Regions from separate parts of the Homo sapiens genome. Here regions 2, 3, 4, 5 and 6 are each linked to region 1. The links are chromatin loops, found by intact Hi-C in ENCODE. Cell type or tissue: B cell. All regions are shown on one strand.

Region 1 (4,000 bases):
CTCAGGGCTGGGAGAACCTTTAAGCCCTCCAGGCCCACCTTGACCCTGCATCAGCCACCCAACGCTTAGCCCTTCCGCAAATGCTTCAGTTTCTTCTAAAGCAAATTCTGATAGCATTCCCCTTCATCTCCTAAAAAGCCATCACAGCCCAGTCGTTTTGTTTGTTGTTTGTTTTTAAGAAACACCATTAGTAGAAGGACATCAGGAAGAAATTGTAAGTCAGGATCCCAAACACATGTTCTCACATACTCATGACCAGGTTGGTGCAGTTGGATCTGGGGCCTGCCAACCACCATCAGAAGGAGCTGGAAACTGGGGAAATCTAACAAGTAGATTCAGCCCAGAGCAGCACCAAAGCTGTCCTCAGCCCCTGGCTCTGAGCTCCCCCAGCACTGCACACTTCCCAGGCGGGCCAGTGAGCACCGGCTTTGGACAGGGCACTCTCCCAGCTGAGACTCTGCTTCTCAGCTGTCCTTGCAATGGGGTTGTGAGAAATAAGAATGTTTCCCAGCACCTGTGAGCCTAGGATATTCTCTCTCCCCATCTCCATGCTCCCAAAAGGGACACTTTGCTTTCAAAGATGGAACAAATGATGGTGATCTTTACTACCTCTCTCTCACCCTAAGATTGCAGATTCCAGTCTGGGAGCCCTCCTCCCAGGTGCACAAGCCCCAAAAGCCAGCCCTGGCCTGCCCCAGCAGTTTCTGGGCCTTCCCGATCGAGACATGGGAGCAGTGTGTAAGGTTAACAAGTCCTCAGGCTCTTCTCCTTCAGTCCAGCCCTTGGAAGTGATTACCAGATTATACATGACAGCCCAGGGCCACTGTCTTATTATTCACAGCCCCAGATCTGAAGGGAACTTGGAAGCACTTTCTGCTTGCTTAGAACAGAGGTGGCAGGGCTTAGGGAGCCCTCCAGTTCGGTCAGGAGCTGTTATGAGCAGGGATAAACATCACTGACTTAGAAACCTTGAATGGCAGGAGCAGAAAACCCCCTGGGGTGCATTCAGCCCAGCCTCCCCAGGCCCTGCCTCCTGCTTTAAGAGAGAGCAGGGAGTCCCAAGGTCATGTCTCAAGGTCATGCTGTGAGTATCTGGCAGCTAGAATCAGAACCTAGGTCTCCTAAATTCAAGTAGGACCTTCATGTCCCCAGAGTCCTTTCCATCTCTGAGGCTTTTGTAATTCTTTTCTTCCCAAATGCAGGCAAGAGCTGAGAAAGCCTACATGTGTGTATCAGTTTCTCCTCACTCCCAGCATCACTTCCGTGCAGGGTTCCTGGAGCTTTAGTCACATAGACTGTCCAGACCACCTCATTCTAGACCCCTCGTCCCCCCACCCTATGAGGGCACAGGCAACAGGCAACCCTGGCTCTCCACATCTGCCTGGGCAGAGCCTGCCCTCTGCAAGGCTATTGGATGCTCAGCCTCATGCCCAGAGGTTTCCAGGGCTGAGGTGTGGGTGTGACTGGGACCCTTCTTCCCTAGATCCAGCCTTCCCTTCCAGCTCATCTCCCACCAGCCCCACAAGGCTTTGGTCACTCCCAGCTCCCTCCCTGATGCCCATGTTCTCTGGTTCCCCTGGGGCTTCTCACGCACTGGTCCCTTACCCAACAATATCCCTCCAGCTTCACAGACTGGCAAACTCACTCTTCAAGGTCCAGCTCAAATGACCTCCTTTGAGAAGTCTTCCCTGATTTCTCCCACTCCACCCCATTGCCTCAGCAGACTCAGTGGTCCCCCTCACCTGCATTTCCCCACACTTTATAGATTCCTAGGTCTTAGCTCTTAACATTAGCACATCAGGATTTTTTTATATCCATCTCTCCAACTAGACTGTGAGCTCCCTGAGGGCAGGGGCTGTGTCGGCAGCTCCACCCCTAGCCCACAATTGGCACCAAGGGTCTCTTAGGAAATGTATGGAGAATGAATGAATGAACAAGTGAATGGCCACCTGCATTTCATCGTAGCTGTGTCTAGGATTCCCCAGGGTCAAGTCTGTGTTCCTGCTGTGGCAGAGTGACTGGAGGCCACCAGAGGGCAGCAAAGAGTCAGGAACGAGCAACAGGTGTGCACCCCAGAGGCCAGGGCCAGGTTGGCAAAGGGGTGGCGTGCCCAGGCCAGAGAGCTACCAGGAGCCCCAGCAAGGAGCTTAGAAAGAAAGTCAGGGGTCAAGGGAAGTTAGTGTTAAGAACAAAGGCTGTTCTTTCCCTGAGCAAACGCTCCCTGAGCCTGATGCTTAGGTCACGGAGGTGCCTGGAGAGCACTGGTCCTCTCTCCATCTGATGCTCAAATCCCCACCACCAAGTTCTCACCAGTGTCCGCTGGACCCTCCCAAGTCTGCCCATTCCAATGTCTTCAGTACTAATCATAGGAAAGGTTCTTGATACAAGGCTGGAAAAGGTGGCCCTCTGAATCCTGTTCACTACTCCCGGCCATGCCTATGGAACTGGGCAGTATATATTTTCTCCCTGTTTCACATGCTTAACCAGACCCAGAGAGTGGAAATGACATGTCAGATGGCACAGAGGTCCTGGCTGAGCTGGGCCAGGATGCTGCCTGGTACTGCGGCCCCCACCCCTAAGCCTGCATGCTTTGCACAGAGCAGGCCTGTAGGGCAGGCAAGACGCAGAATCAGGGGTGGGCTTGCCAGACCACAAAAGAAACCTTCTCCTCCCCGCTCCAGAACCTCAATACCCTTCCTATCTCACACAGGCGGTGTCTCCGTAACTACACAACCATCGTTTCAAACAGTAGCAAGGCAGGCTCCGAGAAGTCACAGAGCTCCTCTGTGGTCACACTGCTAATAATGGTGAAGCCACATTCTTGCCAAAGCACCCTTCGCTTCTCTTGGGGCATCTGCATATTTCTGTCTGGACTGGCCCTCGCCCCATGCTCCTGGGGTTCATGCACCTGTCTGCAGAAGGCCTCATCTGCATGTCTGCTTGGCCTCCAAAAGTTGCCAAGCTCAGATCCTAACCTTGCTGGCCATCAGCCTCCACTCAACAGGCTCCCCTCCCTGCCAATCCTACTTGCCTGGCCTGGGCTGGACTCCCACCCCTGGGAACCCACACCAGCCACTAGGCTTAGCCTTCTGCCCTACCGCAAAGCCCCCATCCTCCTCTCCAGATAGCCAAGCACACATGGTTCCCAGCCCAGCTCCAGGGCCACCTTTGCCAGAATGCCTTTCTCAGTTGCACCAACCACAGCTGCCTCTCTGTTTTCTGCAGACCCACTGTATTCGGAGACTGCCTGACTCCTACTTGGCAGTGCTCTCATTTCTGACTGGATTCTTCTCTAGTTGGCTTTCCCATTGATCCACAGGCTCCAGGAGGTATGAGCTCTGCTGGAGAGCTCTTGATTTGAGCGTTAGCATGCCTGCTAGGCTTCTCTGTTCACCGCCCTATCCAGCCCAGGCCCCTGTGTAAATAATAATAGCAATAATAATGAACACTTATGTGCCACTCCATATGTGCCAGTCAGAATTCTAAGAGCTTTTATGTATATTACATCACTTAATGCTCACATTTATTATCAGTATCCCCATTTTATACACGAGGAGGAAACCAGGGCCCTGAGGAGTTATGTAACTTGCCCCAAGTCACACAGCTAGTGAGAAGCAGGACTGTGACTCAGAACCAGGGAGTCTGGCTCAGGTCCATGCTCTTAACCACCCAGCCTCCCACTGCTTCCCCATGTGGCGGCCACTCTAACAGCGCTACCACTCCCAGCCCTGGGTCAGCCCCAGCCTCCTTGGTTGCATCACCCCAGCCCCCAGACTCAGGGCCACAGCAAACCTAGCGAAGCTCTCCTTGGCAGCTCGGCCTAAAGTTCTCCATTTTAATTTCAGCTACTGTGTCCTGAGTGCGACTAGGTGCTAGGCACTGTGCCGGGAACTAAGGACACAACTGTGAACAAAACAGACATAGCCTTGATTATTGTACAGCTCTTACATACCATACAGACCTGAAGAGAAGCCGGAGGGGAACGAGTAAACCACACACT
Region 2 (4,000 bases), 64 kb after region 1:
CCAAATCTCAGGGTCTAATGGAGCTCAGGAGTGCTGTAGGCTGATCTTTACCTGGCACTTGAAATCCACCAAATGGGTATCTCCAGTGATGGGAACTCACTACTTTCCGAGGCAGCCACACAGCTCCGGTGTGAGAAAGTGCTAAATGCTGGTCTCCCTACATTGGTCCTGGGTGTGCTCTCTGGAGCTCCAGTTCCAACAGAGGTCCTACAGGTGCCAGTGCCCTCCCTGCCTGGATCCAGCACGGGGCCCCAGGGCCTCCACTCCTCCACCAGACATGCTGTCGGACTGGGGCGTATGATGCTTGCTTCTGCTTTCCTGGTAGCCTAGAACCTGACTGATTCATACTGTTCTCACGGTCAAGGCAGGGCTCACTCTAAGTTCATTAGAAATGGAAAGTGATTAGGTATTTTCTCCTTCCCTTAACCAGTGTGCTATTTGCAAGCTCACAGGTCTTCCCAAATACGTGGACAGAAAGGTTATCCTGACAAGGCTTAGAGCACAAAGCTCCACTTCTGGAGAATGAGAACTGGGACCCAGTGGCCCAGGACCCGGTAGTCAAAGCCTCCTAAACAGTAAGATCCCAGTAGGGTTGACTCCTGTGGGGAAGGGGGATGGGGACTCCCTGTCTGGGAAACCTCTGCACCTGCTACAGCTCTGCCTGGCTGGGTCACGAGCAGCTCCAGAGCCTAATGTGGACAAAGGGAGGGAAAGTTCCAGGGACAAAGCTCCATCTCCAGGTGGCCAAGTTCCACAGGCTTCTTCCAGGCAGTCCATGATGGGGCCCAGCTGCTCTTCCCACTACATGGCTAGTAATGGGCAGGGAGGCCATTACCTCCAAGGGAGTGCAGGACTCTTGGCCACAAAGGGGCCTGAATGAGGGGTCCAAAGGGAGGATCCCCATCCTCAAATACCTAGCATGGGAGGAGAGGGAGCACCCTAAGACTCTCATAGTTCACATTCTTTTGGCATGACTTCCCAGCTACAAGGAAGACAGAAAGGTTATGTTGGAGGCATGGAGAAATGAAAAGAGAAAACTTCACTCCACATGGCCAGATCAATAGGGTGGCAGGGTGGGGACAGGGAGGTGGGCCTGGATGCCCCTCCCCACCACCACCACCTCTGGCCATGTGGGAACCTGCAGGCACACACACACATGCACACACACACACACACATGCACACACACACACACACACACACTCCTCAGGCCAAAGACCACCTCTCTGCCCTTCCGCTCCCTGTCAGAAGGAACTTCCTAACACGTGATGCTCTGCAAAGGCATACCCAGCCAGCCTCAGGAGGGAGTGCCCTCTGGGTCACCAAGGATTCCTAGGGCCAAACAAAAACTGTGCAAGGCAACTACCAGAAAGAGAAGGCTGCAAAGGCAAGGCCTCTCATGGTGAATTCAGACTCCCTGGTTTGCCATTCAGAAGACTCTACCAGCTCCCCCTACACCCTCACATACCTTTACTAAGAGGCGGAATAACTTGCATTGACTGGGTGCTTACTGTGTACCAGGTACTGTTCTAGATGTTAAAATGTATTACTAATAATTCATTTAATCCTTGCAACAACCCTACAGGGTAAGTATTACTACCCTCCCTTTACAGATGATGAAAATGAGACACAAGGTGCCAAAATAACGTGTCCAGTTCACCCCCCAGCAGTGCGACTCCAGAGTCCAAGCTCTGAAACACCACTCTACACCCCCTCTGCCACTGTTACTAACCCCAACAAGTTGCAGATGAGAACACTGAGGTTGACAGAAGTTGAGTAAGTTGCAGAGCCGGGGGTTAAACCCAGCTTCTGTTTGACTCCAAAGCCTGTGTTCTTTACTCTGATTGTAAACTGCTCCACGATGTGCCGGAGCCCTGACGGGGACACCACCTGCTAGGCCAGGCTCCTCTTCCTGTGTTTGGTGACCTCTTTAGATAACCCACCTGACTCTGCACCTTTGACATGGCCATGCTTTCCCCGCCGGGCGCCCTCTCACTTTCTCTCCTCCAGTTCCTGTCTATCCACCCCTTCAAATCCTGGCTGAAGAATGACCTCCTATAGAAAAGGTTTCCAGATAGGTTTAGCCGCAGATGTTGTTAACTTTATCCTTTATTCTCCTCATTTAGACAGAAAGCTCCTACACCGTCAACTCAGAGGACAGCAGGGCTCCCATTTAATGCCAACATTAGCAATTCATCTTAACATTAGTGCAAAACAATAGAGAAATAAACAGTAACATGTGGCACTGTTAGCACCATTAAGGAAAAACCAGGCATGTGACTGTTTGCTTAGTTCAAGTCCTCTCTGTTCTTTACTGAAGGTGATATTCTGGCTTCTAGAAAGATCAGAAACTAAAGGAAGGAGACACTAGGCTTAGGATTTAGCTATGATGTGTAAGCCCAAATTTTAGCTAATGTCAATAATCTAGACAAAACTAGCACAGCAACGGTGGTGTTTCTGCTTGTATGCCTTTTTATCAGGGTTAACTTTACTTAAGAGCTTCTGCTTTTAATTACGGAAATATATTTGCATTTTGTGGTTATGTGTTAATTCCATGAATCTTGCATTTCATACCTAGAAACAAAGCATAATAATTATTTTTCGTGCTAATACCTATAATTTACTTAGACAAGCAAGCCATTTGCCTTGAGGCTAGACATGTAAACAAACACACGTCTAAAGGCTTGGTCTGAGTTGGATTTTTAATAATTTCTTCTCCCTTACACACACACATATATTAATTTAGACTCCTGATTTTATTTCCTTCACCTCTTTCCCACAAATCAAAGCTCAAATAACATAAAACTGCTTGCTAGAAATAGGCTTCCCACAAACAAACAAAAGCTTTCAAGCCAAAAGCAACTGAGATGTTCACATCTCCCCATCCAACCGTCTCCACCTCCTCTGCCTGGTCCAACAAAACAGCCTCTCTCTGCCCAATTGCCCTGGAAAACCCTGGAATATTTCATTTTTATTTCCAGGAAAGGAAGAGGTTTTATCCCCAAATAAAAGTTCAGTAATAACAGTAGGCTGGGAAAACCCAGGCAGGATCCTTCCTGCCACCCTCTGTCAAGCTCACAAAGAGAAAAATCGTACCATCCGACATGGTTGGGAGAGTTTAATCCAAAGCAGTGCTAATTAATATCCCCGGCTTTCCAGAAGTCAGTGCCACATACAGCTGCGAGGGCAACAAGGCTGTTCTCCCTTCAATTTTATGGGAAGAACATTTTCATTACAAAGCCTCCTCCCAGACCCTCCTCTCTCAGCCAGATTAGCCTCGAGAAGGAAGCGGATGATCCATATATCAGAACTCCTTCTCTCCCCATTAATTTTATTATTTATATCCCATTTTAAAAGTTTATTGGTGCAACTCCCTATGCACCTGGCCAGGGCCTTTCTGACAAGCAGCGGCCCCTTCCTGTGTCCCCTTCTCAGCGGGAGTATGTACATTCTGTCACCAGAAAGGGCCAACTTTTTAAATTTGCCCTAGGGCAAAGCTCCAATGGTAGTTGCCCCACCACCCTTTCTTTCTTAAAATAAATGTGGAAGGTTCTAAACTGGCCCTTTCATGAAATATGTGTGGGTTTTACTGCTCAGTATGGGCTGTGGGTGATCCTCAGAGACCCTTAAAGCCCTGGGGGATGCCCTACGTGTCCCCCACCCCCAGTCAAGCATCCTTAGCCGTTTGGGCAGGGCTGACCCATTTTTAACCCAAACCACCAGACCCTGGGTAGGCCCTGCTGAGACCACGTGTCTTGCCATTTTGTTCTGAAACCCCACGTGCTCAAGGCTGTCTCTTTCCAGCCTCCTAAAGGGACCCCAAATCCAATCTAAATGTCTTGAATTTACCTGTTTGTCTTTTATACATATAAATAGCTGCATTTCCATTCCCTCTTTGTTTCTCATTTTCATTTGGTTCTAATATCTGCATGTAAATGTCGGAAAATAGCATCTGTAATTGGAGATTATGAAGTATGGCCAGCTCCTGACAGCCTGCTAAG
Region 3 (4,000 bases), 120 kb after region 1:
CTCACTTAGGAAGTGACACAAGCTAGATCCTGAAGTTTGGGATGTCAGCCAGGTAAACAGTAGGGTGAGGGAGGAAGACAGTTTTTCAAGCAGTGGGAAGAGCATAATAAAAGGCACTCTTTATTGAGCACTTATTATATATGGGGTCATCCTGAGCACTTTACATGCATAATCTCATTCAATTCATATAACAGTCCAATCACAAGCACAATTGGGAAACTGAGGCTCAGAGATTGGTCCAAGATTCCAGGAGTAGTCATTGTTGAGTCAGCACTAGAACTCGGGTTGTCTGACTCCTAGGTTGCAAACAGGACAGAGCATGTGGTGTTTAAGGAACGGAAAGAGGTTTGGTATGACTGGAGTGCGCATGAAAAGAGGAGAGTGGAGAGGGCCTGGCAGCCTTGTTAAGAAGTTTGCATAGCTTCTGAGAACAATGGGCAGATTTGAAGGTTAAAACCCTTCAGGCAAGTCATTGATCAGAATTTTCTTTCAGCTGCTATGTGGAGGGCAGACTATTATTTGGACAAGTCAACGACATTGGAGATGGGGACCAGCCAGCAGGCTACAGCAATAGTCCAAATGAGAGAAGAGAGTGCTTGGACTAAGGCAGTAGCAATGGGGATGGAGAGAAATGAGCAGATTCAATGGATATTTAGGACAGAGATGCAGTGACCTTGAGCAAACGCTTGCCATAAGGCAGGCCTTTTTCCGTGGTGACATGTAGAGGCACAAACTTTCTAAGCAGTGAAGATGGTGGAGCCCCTGCTTCCCGCTAATTTAAATTCCAGAGAAGGCCGGGCGCAGTGGCTCACGCCTGTAATCCCAGCACTTTGGGAGGCCAAGACAGGTGGATTGCTTGAGCTCATGAGTTTGAGACCAGCCTGGACAACATGGTGAAATCCCATCTCTACAAAAAATACAAAAATTAACCAGGCATGGCGGTTCATGCCTGTAGCCCCAGCTACTCCGAGGCTGAGCTGGGAGGATGGCTTGAGCCCAGGAGGCAGAGGTTGCAGTGAGCTGAGATCACACCTCTGCACTCCAGCCTGGGCGGTAGAGCCAGACCTTGTCTCAAAAAAAAAAAAAAAAAAAATTCCAGCAAAAATTATAAAATCACAACACTCTCCTTTTCCTAAAGCACCAAAAAGATTTCAAAAGCATTTTTCCATCTTCTATTTTATGTAAGTCTAAGAGAAAGATGTGACTATAATCTCCACAGATGTGAGAAGTGACCTACCCAAGGTCACATGGCTGACAGAAAGATCTAGAATCTAACTCCAGCTCTAGTGCTCTCTGGTACACCACAGAGTGTCAGAGCCCAAAAGAACCTCAAAAATCGTCTGCTCCAATTTCCACATTTTAATATGCGGAAAACAAGGCCCAGAGAGAAGTGACTTGGCCAAGGTCACACAGCAAGTAAAGGCTTAGAGTAGAACCAAGGACTCTACTCCCAGAAAGGTTTATATCAAGGCATTTGGACCATGGAGGTGAGAAAGGACCAGATTAATCCCCACTAGCAATGGTCCAGCCTCCCCCTCCCTGACTGAATGCTGCTGAAGAAGTGAGACTTCAGCTAATGGTCAGCCCACCTGGGCACTGCCACCTCCGACCCAGTTACAAGCATACCAAGCTCATGAATGGCCGGTACACACTGCCCTGCTACCCTACCCCTCTTGTTCCTAACCCTGGACAGCAACTAAGCTGTCCTGGGTCGATGGTGCCACCTGGTGGCTGGTGCTGGGAAGTGTCTGACTCCCTCATCACTTTCGTCCTCCACTGTTCAGTCCCTCAAGAGGCTATGCCTTTCTTTCTGCCTATTTCCTCTCATAGATCAGTTAATTTTGCTACAAGCAATGTGTTTCTCACACATACCTTCTCTCACACCTTTTATCCTTCTTCCTCTCTCAATTTTTCTCAAATTACCTTAAGACATTCTCTTGTTCTCCCTCTCCCACAGTTTATTCTAACACAGGGATAAAATGCCCCAAGGAAGGACTAACACAAATGTTAATTTGTACTAATAAAAATGAAAACTAGAAATTTCAAAGTAAAATTAAACACATGCGGGCACACACACACCTCGCCCCCACCCCCCAACCCTCCCACACACACACATGAGTCAACCAGAAACATTCCAGAAACACCCAGAAGCCCCTGTGGAATCAGAACAAAAATCTCCCCTTTGTCAACTGTCTTTTAGACCTGCTTTTCCTCAAATGCCAGGAGTCAAGATAAATACCAAACCCACTTCTTTATTTTATTTTGTTTCATTCCCAATCAATAGCATTGCTAGGTTTTCTTCCCATCAAAAATATGCCCCAGATGGGGTCTCCAGGTGGCTGCAGGCTAGTACAGAGCTAAGCTGGATGGGGAGAATAGGCAGGGTTCTGAAACACTCACTCCCCAGGCTCTCGGGTGGCACGAGCTGGCTGCTGCTGGCACAGAAGAAAGCCTGCTGGAGGGAAATCAGACCTCAAGCCCTACCAACAATCTGCTGGGAAGGGGAGAAGGCTCGGTAGCTATGTCTTTCCGTGGGAGCTCAACCTGGGATAGAAGCAAGAAGCACTACATACATATCCCAATCGGCTAGTGGAGGATTTCCAAAACCCAGTGTGTCTTGTCACTCCCTCCTCAGCTCAAAGACCTGCCATGGCTCCCACTGTCTTAAGGAGCTAAGAACAGGAGAAATGACTGATGACACCTTTCTTTTAACTGAAACCACTTAATTGCTCACCTTATCTATATGAGTGATAAGTAGGCAAGTTCAGACTTTGCAGCAGCCTGAAGCAGAAATTTTCAAAGTGTAGTCCAGGGAGCCCTGCCAGGGTTGGAAGAAGGGGTCCCCAAGATACTTTCAGGTGATCTGTGAGGACAAAATTATTTTCATTGTTTTTTTATTTTACTTTAAGTTCTGGGATACACGTGCAGAATGTGCAGGTTTGTTACACAGGTATACATGTGCCATAGTGGTTTGCTGCACCTGTTATTTTCATATTAATGCTAATGTGTGATTTGTCTTCTTCACTCTCATTCTCTCACGAGTCTACAGTGGAGGTTTTCAGAAGCTGTAAGATGTGTTCCATCACAACGGAGTGAATACAGCAGCAGCTATGAGAGTCCAGCTGTTTTCTATTAAGCCAGACACTAAAGGGATCTGCAGAACTGTAAGCCAATGCCATTCATACTAAATTTTGGGTTTGGAAGATTCGGTTCTTTCTTATTTCAAAAATATTATTTATGTTACTTGTTTGTTACTGTTATTTTTAATAAATAAATATTTTAAACTTTCATCCATTTTAATTAACCCTCATAAACTAAAGCTCCTTGAAGTCCTTGATAATTTTTAAGAGTTTAAAGGGACCCAGGACCAAACATTTGAGAACTGCTGCCCTACAATAATGCCAAGAGGACTTGAGATGGAACCAGGAGAAACTCAAAATTTTGGTGCCAGAAAAAAACCTCAGCAATTCATTGATCTCCTGTTTTAGATGGAAAAACTGAGGCCCAGACAGAGAAAGGGACAGGAAGAAGGGACACAGCAGGGGCAGGGGTTTGAAGCCTTGTAAATTCTCTGACCCACAGGCTATGCAGCCAGGGATTAAACCATATTCCCAAGCCAGAGAGAAAGGACTGTGGGATTCTCTTCCCCATGGGGCAGCAGGGCATGCAGGGTGGAGAAAGCCAAGGCCATTTCACCTCAAGTTCCAGACCGCCTTGGCAGGGGACTGCCCACAGCAGATGAGACTATATCCCCCTCCATCGGCCCCACCACTCTTTTACTGGTTGGCCCCCAAACTGATTCCCTGAACTGAGATCCCCACATGGCAGCACCCTGCCCTCTCCCATACCCCCAGGGCTCTCCCGAACACCAGTACACCACCCCATGGGAAAAGGAACTGGGGGTAAGAGGAGGGGGAGGGGCTGGGGCAAACCAGGTGCACAAACAGAGAGGGTGGGGGTTCAGCGGCGTTGGCTCTCACGGGGGCTCTCGCTCACTGAA
Region 4 (4,000 bases), 460 kb after region 1:
AAAGATGCCAACAGCTATCACAAATATGTAATAACAGTGAAGTCTTCTTAAAGCAGTTACTATTAAATTGTTTTCCATCTTACTACCAAAGTTCAAAATGCTGTTTTAAAAGGTGTACTTGGTGAGTTTTATTGATTTTGACCACTGCTGTTCATTTATCAGTTTAACTGAGTTATGGCTCTTTATCACATCTTAGTGCCCAAAACTTGTAACCTGAAAAGAAAAAGAGAGAAAACTTTGTTACTGGCTTTCTGACAATGGCGGGGAGTGTGTTAAACCAGTGTAAAATTCAATTAAACTGTCTAGCCAGGTTTTTGAAGCTGAAATGCAGACCCTTTCTGTTAAGCTTCTTATTTTCCTGTGACCGACACCGGTGGATGCTGGGTTATGCCAAAACCAACAGGCTGTAAAGTACCTTGTTTCATGCTCCCAGCTGATCAATATTTTTATTTTCCAGGCTTGCACAGAAATCTGGAGGCAGTATCACCTAACGGTGAGTAGAAACACCTTTTTTATTTTCCCCAAGACCTAGCCTATTTACCCTTCTCTGAACTGCTGACCATAAAATATAGACAAGCATCTTCTGCTGGAAGATAATAAACATCTGAAGAGTTTTTGTACGGAGAAAGCAATAATACACTTTTTCTCTTTTCCACTGCCCCCTACCCTATCTTCCTGTTCTTAAAAGAATTTGATTTTTTTATTACTCACATCATTTAATGATTACATCATGGTATCTCTTAGTCTTCCAGACTATATTCATTAAATTAAAGGGAAAAAGTATACTGGGAGCCTTAAAGAGTAATAATCCAGTGTCTTTAAAATGTTGTATTATCCACAGTCCACAAGCATTCAGTCCACAGTATCTTCAGTTGCTTTTACTAAAACAGTTACTGATATTTTTCAATGAACCTAGAAAAAGCTTAGTGTATATTTCATATAGAATAATTCAACTGTCATATCCTTAAGCCCTTCTTGACTTATTCAAAATGTATAAATATCTGCTTAATACCATTCAAGTTATTCAATTCCTAGTTTCCTTTTATTGTGATTTTAGGCTAAGTAGAAGCAGAAAATACAGTTTGCTAGAGAATCTAATTGACTGGTGCTCAATATTATGAAGTTAGTTTACTTTTAATGTTCAGCTTAAATCATTTCAGTAATTCACCATAGCCCTACTACTCACTTCTTTTACTGTATTAAATATGTTGTGCTAAGCAACAGACCATTATTCTTTTAATTATTACAGTTATATAACATAATATATATTAATTAAAAGTTGTTAAACATTGTTTCTTAAGGTTTAGCATAGTTAAAAGTTTTGTTTACACAAAGACAGGTTGTAAAAATACAAAGGGCAAAGTTCTTTCAAAACATGACTTCTTATCATTCTCCTTAGAGAAATAAAAAGTAAACCAACAAGTAGACTCAAACTACCTGTCTGTCTGTCACAGGCCCAAGAGGCCATAAATTATATAAGGTGGTTTGTTTTCACATTTTGTGATTACCATTTAATTTTTTTAAAGATTTTCAGTAGAAAGCTGTAACTCCTCAACTATTCCTCAAATCTCAAATTAGGATTTGTTAAAAACTTAAGTGTTATACCCAAAAATATATACATACCCATGTATGTTACACATATATATTACAAATGTAATTCATCTGAATACATTGTTTGTGCTTATGTAGCAGTTTTTTTATCCTATCATAATATAGTGAAATCATTACAGCCTAAACTTAATTAGAATCTAATTATATGTTATACTTTTCAAGATGACAGAGCTACTCTTTGTAACTGTATAAAGTAATATCCTTATAGATTTGACATTGCATTTATTTTAGCTTTTCCCCTAATTTAAACAATTCCAATCTTGAAGTGTAGGAAGTATGATTTTAAAGCTGCTCTTTTGATTATTTACACCTGTGTTCGTTTATATACCTATAGTTAAAGGGTAAAAATTTGTTTCAATGTAACAGAAATATTTGAAGGTTTGCTTAATATTTTAGCTGTTCAGAAACATAAATTTTAAAAAGAATCATTAGGAAAAAATAATACAAAATAAATTTACTTTTTAAGGAATTACAATATATTCTATTTATAGGTATAACAAATTCAATTTGAAAACTTTGTTTGTTCCAATCTGGAATCCTGGTTAATTTTTTAAAATAATATTGAAGTTGCCATCACAGTTTATAAATTATCAAGTTGAAATTAATAATGAGTTTACTATGCAAGTATAAATATAAAACTAGCATGTTTATGAACTTGTGCATATATCAGTGTCTCTAAAATAAAATAGTTAAGTAATTATTTAAATTATCAGTATATGGACAATATCCAAATGTATGCAATGAAGCAATATTCAGTCTTGAATAAAAACAAGATGCATGATGATTTTAGTCATCTTCAGCTCTTTTACTAGGCGATGGACTGCCATCTATTGACTCCTAGTAGCCCTCACACATGAATGTTGAGTCAATCAGCGCAGTGACCAAGTAATGAAGCCTCAGTTAGAATTGTTACTACTTATTCATTTAAACCAGTCTGCTTAAAACTCTGGAGCTTTCTACACTTAAGCATTGATTAATTACTTTTTCTAACCAAAATTGTCATATTTCTTACCCCAAATGATGGCAAAGATGATTAGTATCCAGTTTGGAGATGTTTATATTTGGGAGCTTTACAGTTGCTTTTATCTGCCTCCCAACTAGAGGGTCATTTACAGAACGACTTAAATTTTAACAGTAAATTAATGTTTATCCAGGAGTCGTTTTCTTTAAAAACCAAAAAAGTCTATAGGTTAAACAGAATATTGTTTCTCAAACACATAAGAAAGGTGGTGTAGTTGATTGTTACAAGTGGACTTTTGAAATATTCCAAATAAAAAATTCCTTAAAACACTTTCAGAACTAAGAAGAAAGTTATAGAAGTGTTCACTATTTTCAACAATTTCAAGAAAAATAAAATGAAATATCTTCAACAACCTGTATATGAATATAATAGCTTTTTAATCAGCTAGACTCGACTACATTAATAAAAGCTAAAGACCATCATTCTAAAGGGTTCATGCTAATAAAACTAAAAAGACTACATATACACAAACATCCATATTATAACAACCATCTGGTGACACCATCTTTCTATGTTTTAATGATTCTATAATTATATAATTTAATGTCTTTATCAATTTGGAGACCATGAAAAAAAGAAAAAAATATTGTTTTTACTTAACAAGTACATAATTTCCTCAAATAGTTAATATTTTTACCTCCTTCAAAAATGTTTAGAATGCTTTTAAATGTTTAATAATATAGCTAAAATATAACTTCTTGTATTTTCATTTCTGCTACATTTTCAGATTTTTGTAGAGCCTGACTTTTAATGTTCTTTTTCATCTTTCAAATAACTCATTCTAGATAAAAATTTCCCCCTTTATTCGAGAAAGAATGTCCCTTCCCCCACCCCCTGTCATTTCTACTCTCATTTATATTAAAAATCCTAGGCCAATATGGCCACCAACAGAGTTTTACAACCAACAGAATTTTTAACTAGTAGAGGCTATGATTTGACATGAGTTGGACATTTGGTTAATCTTGTTTTTAATCTACTTACTTTAAAAAGTAACCAGGAGTTTGCTATTTGAGGGCTGTATGTGTTAAGAATCGAAAAGGACAATGCATCTTTTATGTTTAATTTTGCATTTGATTTCTTTGTGTGCATTGTTAAAATGTATTTCAACCCTACTGCCTTTTATTTTAACTGAAGGTTTAAGCAGGAAGCAAATGTAACTGTTTTAGAAGAATTAAGCCTTAATTGTTTTTTTATATATAATGTTTTGAATGCCTAGAATTCACACTTCAAAAAATAGACTATTTGTTATCCGGGAAATGGGGAAGAGTAGAGAAATGAGTGTGCTTGACTTCCTTTCTGGCCTAAGAAAGGCTTATGGCCACAGTTTGTCAGGGTATATCTTATAAACCATAAGTAACAATATTACAT
Region 5 (4,000 bases), 440 kb after region 1:
GAAATACACCTATAGTCTTTTTTCTTACAGCCCTTTTTAATGCATGTCTGAAATACACCTATAATCTTTTGCTCAATAAATTAGTATGGCTTTCTGTTGAAATGAATTTCAGATTAAAACAGATTAGAGTATGAGTGTTTGGTATATATATGTATTTCTCATGTAAATAACATGACAATTATTTATTGTAATTCCACCAGCAAATTTATACTTAAATTGTTACCCATTTTTTAAACAAACAGTGGTGCATTTAATAATGTTTTGGTAAGTCATATTTTATAAATGGAATTGTGAAATTAAAAGACGTACACTTATGTCTGGATAAGTATTGTCAAATTGCTCTTCTAAAAGATTGTACCAATGTATCTACCTACCAGCAGTGTTAAGAGAAATGAGCACTGCACTCATCAACATTAAGTATTATCAGTCTTTAAAATTTTTGGCTGGTCAGACCAAAAAATGATATTTTATTGTTTTAATTTGTATTTCTTTGGTTATTAATAAAGTGGTATATGGTTAATTAATTTGAATACTCTATTCTCAAGGCTATATAGATAGAAGTTGTCATTTCATTCCAAAGTACTTTAGTCTTATTTTTTAGTGTTTACCAAGTCTTAAAAATGATAAATCCTGAATTGTCCTAGCATTATGTTGTTGTCTGCATTAAGTTGTCAATTATAATTTTCTTAGCAAGATTTTCTAGTTTGGCAGTTATCTTTAATAGCATCTGTTTTTTTTTTACTGTTTTCTTCCAAAGAGCTCTGACAAATATGGTCTTATTTGCCTGTGATAAAGAAGGGGAGTAAGACATTATCATAGGCAATTTTTTAAAAACAAGAAACTGTACTACAGAACAGTTAAAAATTACTTGTAAAAGGTTATATAATCATCTGTGTTAATTCTATAGGCCATTCCTCTTAACTTCTTGATTTTGGCCTCTAATATATGTTAAATTATTATCTAAAATGAGAATTAATAATCCCAATGAATGTAGGTTTTTTTAAATAAGATTAAAATCATGGTATGCTCCTGTAATATCAGCTGCTCAGGAGGCTAATGCAGGAGGATCTCTTAATCCCAGGAGTTTAAAACCTGGTGGCTCACACTTGTAATCCTAGCACTTTGGGAGGCCGAGGCAGGTGGATCACGAGGTCAAGAGATCGAGACCATCCTGGCCAGCATGGTGTGAAACCCAGTCTTTACTAAAAATACAAAAATTAGCTGGGCGTGGTGGTACACACCTGTAGTCCCAGCTACTCAGGAGGCTGAAGCAGGAGAATCGCTTGAACCTGGGAGGCAGAGGTTGCAGTGAGCCAAGATCATGCCACTGCACTCCAGCCTGGCAACAGAGTGAAAGTCTGTATCCAAAAAAAAAAAAAAAAACAGCCTGGGCAACATAGTGAGAGCCTATCTCAAAAAATAAAATAAAATAGGGTTGGGCTGTGACCAGCTTCAGAGAAGGCAGTACTCTTTTCCCCAAATCTACCAGTATCTACTATATTTGTTGTAATTACATGGCGAAGGTTCTGGAAGCTGGTCTTTGTAGCCTACACACCTGGTGTAGGATTCCCTCGCAGCCCAGTCAAGCCTGGGCTCTACTGACTCCTTGTGGCAAGGCTCATAGTCCTTCCACCACCCCAGAAACTTCATGAGAATTCACATGGAAGCCGAGTCATTCTGGCCCCATGTTGTTGGAACTGTACATGCTTTAGGTCTGTCTTGAAACCTGGGCCTCCACAGAAAATTTGTTTCCTCTGCAGCCCTATCAAATGCTTGCTGCTCATCTTCCGTGACCCTGAATCTTAAGAGATGATATCAGCCTCTTTCTCACATGCCATGGCTGCTTTTAAGTCATTACTCAACCCTTTTTATGTAAATACCTTTGGCTTATTTAAGGCTTATACCCTCTAGCAATACTATCCTCTACCATTCTTTGTCATTTTCATCTTCCCACCTACTGGACTTTCTGCTCATTCACAGAGGATTTCTAACCTTTTATAAATTGACGATATTGAGAAACTTCCAAGGCTGGGCGTGGTGGCTCATGCCTGTTACCCAGCACTTTGGGAGGCCGAGGTAGGCAGATCACTTGAGGCCACAAGTTTGAGGCCAGCCTGGCCAACACAGCAAAACCCCATCCCTACTAAAAGTACAAAAGTTAGCTGAGTGTGGTGGTGCACACCTGTAATTCCAACTACTGGGAAGGCTGAGGCATGAGAATTGCTAGAACCCAGGACGCAGAGGTTTCAGTGAGCCGAGATTGCACCACTGAACTCCAGCCTGGGCAACAGAGTGAGACTGTTTCCAAAAAAAAAAAAAAAAATGAAAGAAACTTGCCCTTTTACTTTATATATTCCCATAGTCACACACCTAGACCTCTGTTTGGCCAGATTACCAGATATATGTATGCAAAGAGAATTTGTAGTGAAAACTGTCGAGTCATATTCAAATCCTTTCTGTAATGAAAAGCTTTTTCCTAAAATCTGTTGGAAATTGCTCATTGGTTAACTACTTCTGTAAAAGTATTTGGTTGAAATTCCAGAGTTTTATGAGGTGAAGGATAAAAAGATGGCTCAAGGCCTACTAAAGTCAACCTGCATCATTAGTCCCTTTCAGAAGACAAGAACCTGGATTATGGAAAGAATCCTGTTTCTGAATCTGCTATAGTTTCTCTCCTCACTTGCCAACAATTTTTAAATATACAGAGAATTTTTAAATGTCTGTATACCTTTAGCTTGCACACAGAAACCTATTCTGTGAGCTATCTCTGACATTTCCAAGATAACAACAGCCATACATAATTGTGTGTTTACTGTGCTGGAGGAGTGCTTCATTCACCACTATGCCCTTAGCATATAGTAGGTGTTCAGTAGATTTAATCCTCATAAGCAGGATATGAAGTGTAGGTACTATTTATTACTCCTATTTTACAAACTGAAAACTGAGACATTACAAGGTTAATAAGTCTAAGGTCTAAAAGCTAAAATGATGCTATACTTTATGACTATGTGGAGAAAGCTTACATATTGGCAATCAAGGAATCATCAGTTTATCTCCTACTCGGAGGATCTCTCAACTTTCTTTCTTAAATATGCAGATATTATAGCTCTAATAAGCAACTTTAATATAACACTCATGACATTGGGGCAACATAGTGAGACTCCCACTCTTTACCAAAAAAAAAATTTAAAAATTAGCCAGGCAGGGTGGCACGCACCTGTAGTCCCAGCTACTCGGGAGGCTGAGATGGGAGGATTGCTTGAGCCCAGGAGATCAAGGCTGCAGTGAGCTGTGATCACATCACTGCACTCCAGCCTGGGTGACAGTGTAAGACTCTCTCTTTTTAAAAAAAAAAAAAAAAAAAAATCAATATATTATAAAACACATAAAGAAAAATATTTTCCAAACAAAAATAAATTTTACCTTAGGTTGTCAGCACTTTAAAAAACCCCTGGGGATCAAGAAAGCAGTATAGAATGTTGATTTTCAGATACAGAGCCAATTCTGTGATACCATAGAGCTTTACTGCTCACAAGAGACCATTGCAGCTTCAGCAATCTTTATTAATTGTTCAGATTGCCATCCTTTTTTATTAAAGCATAATGACTGAGTTAGTCAGTGTCAGATATAATCAAAACCCAAACCTCCTAAATTTCCTACCTTTATTCAGCAATTTTTTTCTCAAATTCCCTGCTCAGTGTGTTATCCCAGTCCATGCTAAATAACTGTTAAAGTCTGATTTTTTAATACAGTGGGAGAAAATAATTCATAGAACATATTTCACTTGATTCCTTTATTTATTTATTTTTATTTTTATCTTTGAAACAGAGTCTCACTCTGCCGCCCAGGGTGCAGAGGTGTGATCTCGGCTCACTGCAACCTCTGCCTCCCAGATTCGAGCAATTCTGCCTCAGCCTCCCAAGTAGCTGGGATTACAGGCATGAGCCACAACACCTGGCCAATTTTTGTATTTTTAGTAGAGGTGTGGTTTCACTATGTT
Region 6 (4,000 bases), 470 kb before region 1:
CTGCCATTTCTAATATATTAAAAATTTATACATGGGCCAGGTGCAGTGGCTCACACCTGCAATCCCAGCACTTTAGGAGGTCGAGGTAGGCAGATCACCTGAGGTCAGGAGACCAGCCTGGCCAACATGGTGAAACGCCATCTCTACTAAAAACTACAAAAAATTAGCCAGGCATGGTGGCACGTGGCTGTACTCCTAGCTACTTGGGATGCTGAGGCAGGAGAATCACTTGAACCCAGGAGGCGGAGGTTGCAGTGAGCTGAAATCGTGCCTTTGCACTGCAGCCTGGGCAACAGAGAGAGACTCTGTCTCTTAAAAAAAAAAATTCATAAATGGATGTTTGATTTTATGAAAAACTTCTGTATCTACAAGTTAATCATATGACTTTTCTGTTAATATGTGAATTTGATTGGTTTGGGGGTGTTAGGAATTCACATTTCTAATCAGCCCATTTTAGGCTTACTGTATTGCTCTAAATGGTTGATTTGGTTTGTTTAGAATTTTTGCTTCTGTGTTGAGTGAGTTTACCTGTAATTTTCCATGTTTATAATGTCCCTATCAAGTTTTGTTACAAAGACTTATGCTAGCTTCAGAAAATGAATCAGGGAGTACTGGCTTGCTTTCTATTCTCTAGAAGTGTTTCTTTAAGACTGGTGTTAACGCCTTCTTTAAATGTTTGGGAAAATTTGCTGGTTGGCTAACTGGACTTGGAGTTAAATTTCCTTAGATGTCCTGTTTTTTCTTTATTTCTAACTAAGGCAAAACAACTGTAATCTTAGGATATATATATAAGAAAGATCTCATTCTGAAATTCACTATCTGCTTCTAGAAAACCATTTCCCAATCTTGTGAATTTGAAGGGTACCGTTGCTACAAATACATTTTAAAACACACTAAACAATAATCATAAACAAATTTAAATAAGTGCTAGTTAATAGTCTGTCAAATGGTAAATATACAGTTTATTTTTGTGACCAGTTTTGCATTTCTAGACATCAAGGAATATCTAAAATAATGGTTATCTGAAGGATCTTTTTACAAAAAAGTTGACTATGAGGTTACAGGCTGTCCTCCTTATCCCTCTACACACTTGTATCATAACACCTTACAGCGTTTATCAAATATCTGTTTCCTCCTGTTAAACTGTAAGCTCCTCAAGTCTCAGTTCTGCTTTGTTTGTATATCACTGACACCGATGTTGGGGGGAAGAATGGATGACGGAAAATGCACAAAAATGGAAAGAGGACCATCTCCTATTTTAAGGCATTGAAAGGCATGATTCAACAGCTACAGGTAAAGAACCACTTGTCCAAATGCTGAAGAACCATTCACATGGAAGGAAATGTCAAAGGAGGTGCTGGGGTAAAGAATGGCTTACCTGCTGGAAGTTCTGGACCTCTACTAATGAGAAGGCAGTTCCTCATTGGTTAACACTGTCAGTACTGTTCTGCCATCACATCCACATCCAAGTATCCCTACTATAATCTCACTCCAACAACCTCAATCTCTATTGCCGAGTTAGTGGCCTCTCCTGTGTGTTCTAAAATAGCATTAATCATTCTGCCTTCCAACTTTGTATTTACTTGACACTTCTGCCCAATAAATAGTAAACTTCTTGAAGCCAAGGACTAAGTCTTACCAAATCTGGCAAGGGGTTAGCACATACCATGTGCTTAATAAATAGTTCTGTTAATGATATGTAAATATTTCACAGCAGTGGCTGATTCTACGTTTCTCGCTTGGTAAATTCCCAAGGAGAAATGAAGCACAGGAACAACAGAAAGCGGGCAGTGAAAAGAGAGGAAAAGGGATGCAGAAAAAATAAATTTCAAAATCTTCCCTGAAGCTAGCTTTGCTGTCATCCCTAAGTTTCCTTTCTTCCTCCAAAACCAGCTAAAAGGACTGAATAACATAAAGCTGCACTGGGCCGGGCGCGGTGGCTCACGCCTGTAATCCCAGCACTTTGAGAGGCCAAGGCGGGCAGATCATTTGAGCTCAGGAGTTTGAGATTAGCCTGGACAGCATGATGAAACCCCATCTCCACCAAAAATACAAAAAAAACCCAAAAAACAAAAGATAAAGCTGCACTGAGGGAAAAGGCATATTGGCTGAACAGCATTTAGCCTACGCAGTATCTACAAGCATGCTACAACTTGATCTACTACTGCAAAACAATCAGCATAAGCAGTTTCACCCAGAAATGTTAACACAAATCAAAGTAGAAAAAGTTAATTAGTAGCAGCTGCCGGCTATAGCAGCTAGAGACCAGAAGAGGGCAGCAAAGGCTCACCCAAATCGAAGTCCACTGAAAGCCTCCCATATTATATAGCCACTTATCCAGCTTTGAGGTGAAGAGTTAGTCAGGTGGCTGTTTCCACAGTGCAGGTGAGAGATGACTTGGACTGAACCATGGTAGCTGGAATGACAGAGGGCAAGCTCATGGTAGTGAAGGTGTGAAGGGGCTAAAGCAGGTGGACAGTGAAAAGGCATCGGCCAGGAAGGAGTTCAAATGAAGAAACCTAAGTGCCTAGGACAGCCAAGTCAGAAGCAGAAAAACAGAGACCTATACCAATCAGAAGTGGAGACCCAAGGGCACAAATAAAGCATACACTGCACATCACAGCATATTCAACCTCTAGAACAGGGTAACCAGGCAGGAGCTGACCCTGAGGCAACAGGCCTCCACTAGATGGCCTGCTGTAACCTATACTCTTTGAAGCCACACTCTTGCTTGTTCTGTTCCGGAGAACAGACAGCACCTTGAGCTCAACTGTATGCTCCAGCAGCTTCATCTCAGGGGCAATCATATTCTGGCACTACAGTTTTTACCAAATCCAATGGAGACCCAGAGCACAAAAAAAAGTTAGCCACATACAGATCTAGGTTATTCTTTTCAACAAAGCCAATTCTTTCTTTGTTAGGGAGGAACCATCTCTGTATTTTTTTTAAATCCTGTATTACATTTAGGTTGTTCTCAGTGTTTTGCTATTACAAAGCTATTATTAATATTCTTGTACATACATATAGTTTGGCAAGCATTTGAAAATATATCCATAAAAGTACATTTCTAGAAGTAGAATTGCTGGTTCAAACAGTATGTGAATTTTCTTAAAATTTCAAGATATATTGCTACACTGCCTCCTAAAAGGCAGCATCAATTTTTTTAATTTTTTGAAACCTGTCACCCAGGTTGAGGTGCAGTGTCATGATCACAGCTCACTGCCCCCTTGAATTCCTGGGGGCTCAAGTGATCCTCCCGCCTCAGTGCTGAGTAGCTGGGACTACAGGCATACACCACCACAACAGACTTAATTTTTTTTTTTTTTTTTTGTAGAGACTAGGTTTCACCATGTTGCCAAGGCTGGCAATTTTTATTCAAAGCAAAGCTAACTGATCACAGTTTGGAGTTGACCCTGGAGGGGAATCAGTAGTTTTCAGGGTACTCCCTGAGGAAAGATAGGCTAGCCCTATGGACAGCAGTACGCCAAGCATCAGGAAGAGAGAAGCCCTGAGCAGAACTTGGACCAGTATACTTTTAGTGAAGCCATATTTCATATGCAGCTTTAAGTTCTCTTTGTTCTGATGCCCTTCTGTTAAATCCTTTATTAAATATTAATAGCCTAGGAACTAGGCCCAAACTATAATCTAGGAGCTGGGCCTAAACTTGAGCCAAAGTGACACCAGTGAGAACACCTTAGGGAAGCTGGTGACCAATGGGCCATGGGTCAAAGGACTGGCTGGAAGGACAAGCAGTTTACCCAGGAAGTCCCAGAAATACCTGGAGAGGAAAGCCAGACAAACTGTTCAACTGAATTTAAGAAAAGCAAGCGCTCAAATCATTAAGAATTGGGCATTAATGGAAAATGTGATCCCAAAAGCCAGTGAAATAAGGACTTAAATGGGTTATACTTACATAAGTGCTTCAAGAAAATAAATGATGTTATGCACATGGCCGGGTGTGGTGGTTCACCTCTGTAATACCAGCACTTTGGGAGGCAGA

Evidence for each region. Hi-C counts contacts between places; a loop is a spot of excess contacts. Peaks named below come from ENCODE experiments on the same cell type or tissue, not always from the same donor. Only the 100,000 strongest peaks of a DNase experiment are listed, where the experiment ranks them.
Region 2: it touches region 1 in a loop (2.2-fold over the local background); 4 of 110 quality-filtered maps call a loop at or near these places.
Region 3: a loop joins it to region 1, with 13 times the contacts of the local background. A loop is called at or near these places in 26 of 110 quality-filtered maps.
Region 4: it touches region 1 in a loop (12-fold over the local background); 23 of 110 quality-filtered maps call a loop at or near these places.
Region 5: it touches region 1 in a loop (10-fold over the local background); 4 of 110 quality-filtered maps call a loop at or near these places.
Region 6: it touches region 1 in a loop (3.0-fold over the local background); 5 of 110 quality-filtered maps call a loop at or near these places.

What each region holds. Positions count from the first base shown.
Region 1 is chr9:36,871,438-36,875,437 of GRCh38, forward strand. All of the region lies in intron 8 of PAX5 (paired box 5), which reads right to left. Among named protein-coding and RNA genes, the nearest start is that of MIR4540, 9.1 kb to the left of the region's middle. In B cell, CTCF peaks have their summits at 2,019 (motif pointing right) and 2,224; DNase peaks (open chromatin) are centred at 2,044 and 2,893; H3K27ac peaks cover 3,413 bases.
Region 2 is chr9:36,935,672-36,939,671 of GRCh38, forward strand. All of the region lies in intron 6 of PAX5 (paired box 5), which reads right to left. Among named protein-coding and RNA genes, the nearest start is that of MIR4476, 44 kb to the left of the region's middle. RefSeq lists enhancers at 1-152, 213-262. In B cell, no CTCF peak of the experiment used is centred here; DNase peaks (open chromatin) are centred at 360 and 2,450; H3K27ac peaks cover 3,932 bases.
Region 3 is chr9:36,990,036-36,994,035 of GRCh38, forward strand. All of the region lies in intron 5 of PAX5 (paired box 5), which reads right to left. Among named protein-coding and RNA genes, the nearest start is that of PAX5, 42 kb to the right of the region's middle. RefSeq lists an enhancer at 3,616-3,665. In B cell, CTCF peaks have their summits at 1,710 (motif pointing left) and 1,910; DNase peaks (open chromatin) are centred at 1,706, 2,496 and 3,051; H3K4me3 peaks cover 652 bases; H3K27ac peaks cover 4,000 bases.
Region 4 is chr9:37,327,342-37,331,341 of GRCh38, forward strand. It overlaps ZCCHC7 (zinc finger CCHC-type containing 7), which reads left to right. Exons shown (of 9, transcript NM_032226.3): 6 at 458-493. Among named protein-coding and RNA genes, the nearest start is that of LINC01627, 65 kb to the right of the region's middle. In B cell, CTCF peaks have their summits at 2,450 and 2,653; a DNase peak (open chromatin) is centred at 2,440; H3K4me3 peaks cover 314 bases; H3K27ac peaks cover 3,312 bases.
Region 5 is chr9:37,307,615-37,311,614 of GRCh38, forward strand. All of the region lies in intron 5 of ZCCHC7 (zinc finger CCHC-type containing 7), which reads left to right. Among named protein-coding and RNA genes, the nearest start is that of LINC01627, 85 kb to the right of the region's middle. In B cell, CTCF peaks have their summits at 1,601 (motif pointing left) and 1,807; a DNase peak (open chromatin) is centred at 1,597; H3K4me3 peaks cover 443 bases; H3K27ac peaks cover 2,868 bases.
Region 6 is chr9:36,404,955-36,408,954 of GRCh38, forward strand. It overlaps LOC124902152 (a long non-coding RNA gene), which reads right to left. Exons shown (of 2, transcript XR_007061475.1): 1 at 1-4,000. It also overlaps a transcript of RNF38 not described here. Among named protein-coding and RNA genes, the nearest start is that of RNF38, 6.7 kb to the left of the region's middle. In B cell, CTCF peaks have their summits at 2,266 (motif pointing right) and 2,465; a DNase peak (open chromatin) is centred at 2,297; H3K27ac peaks cover 1,310 bases.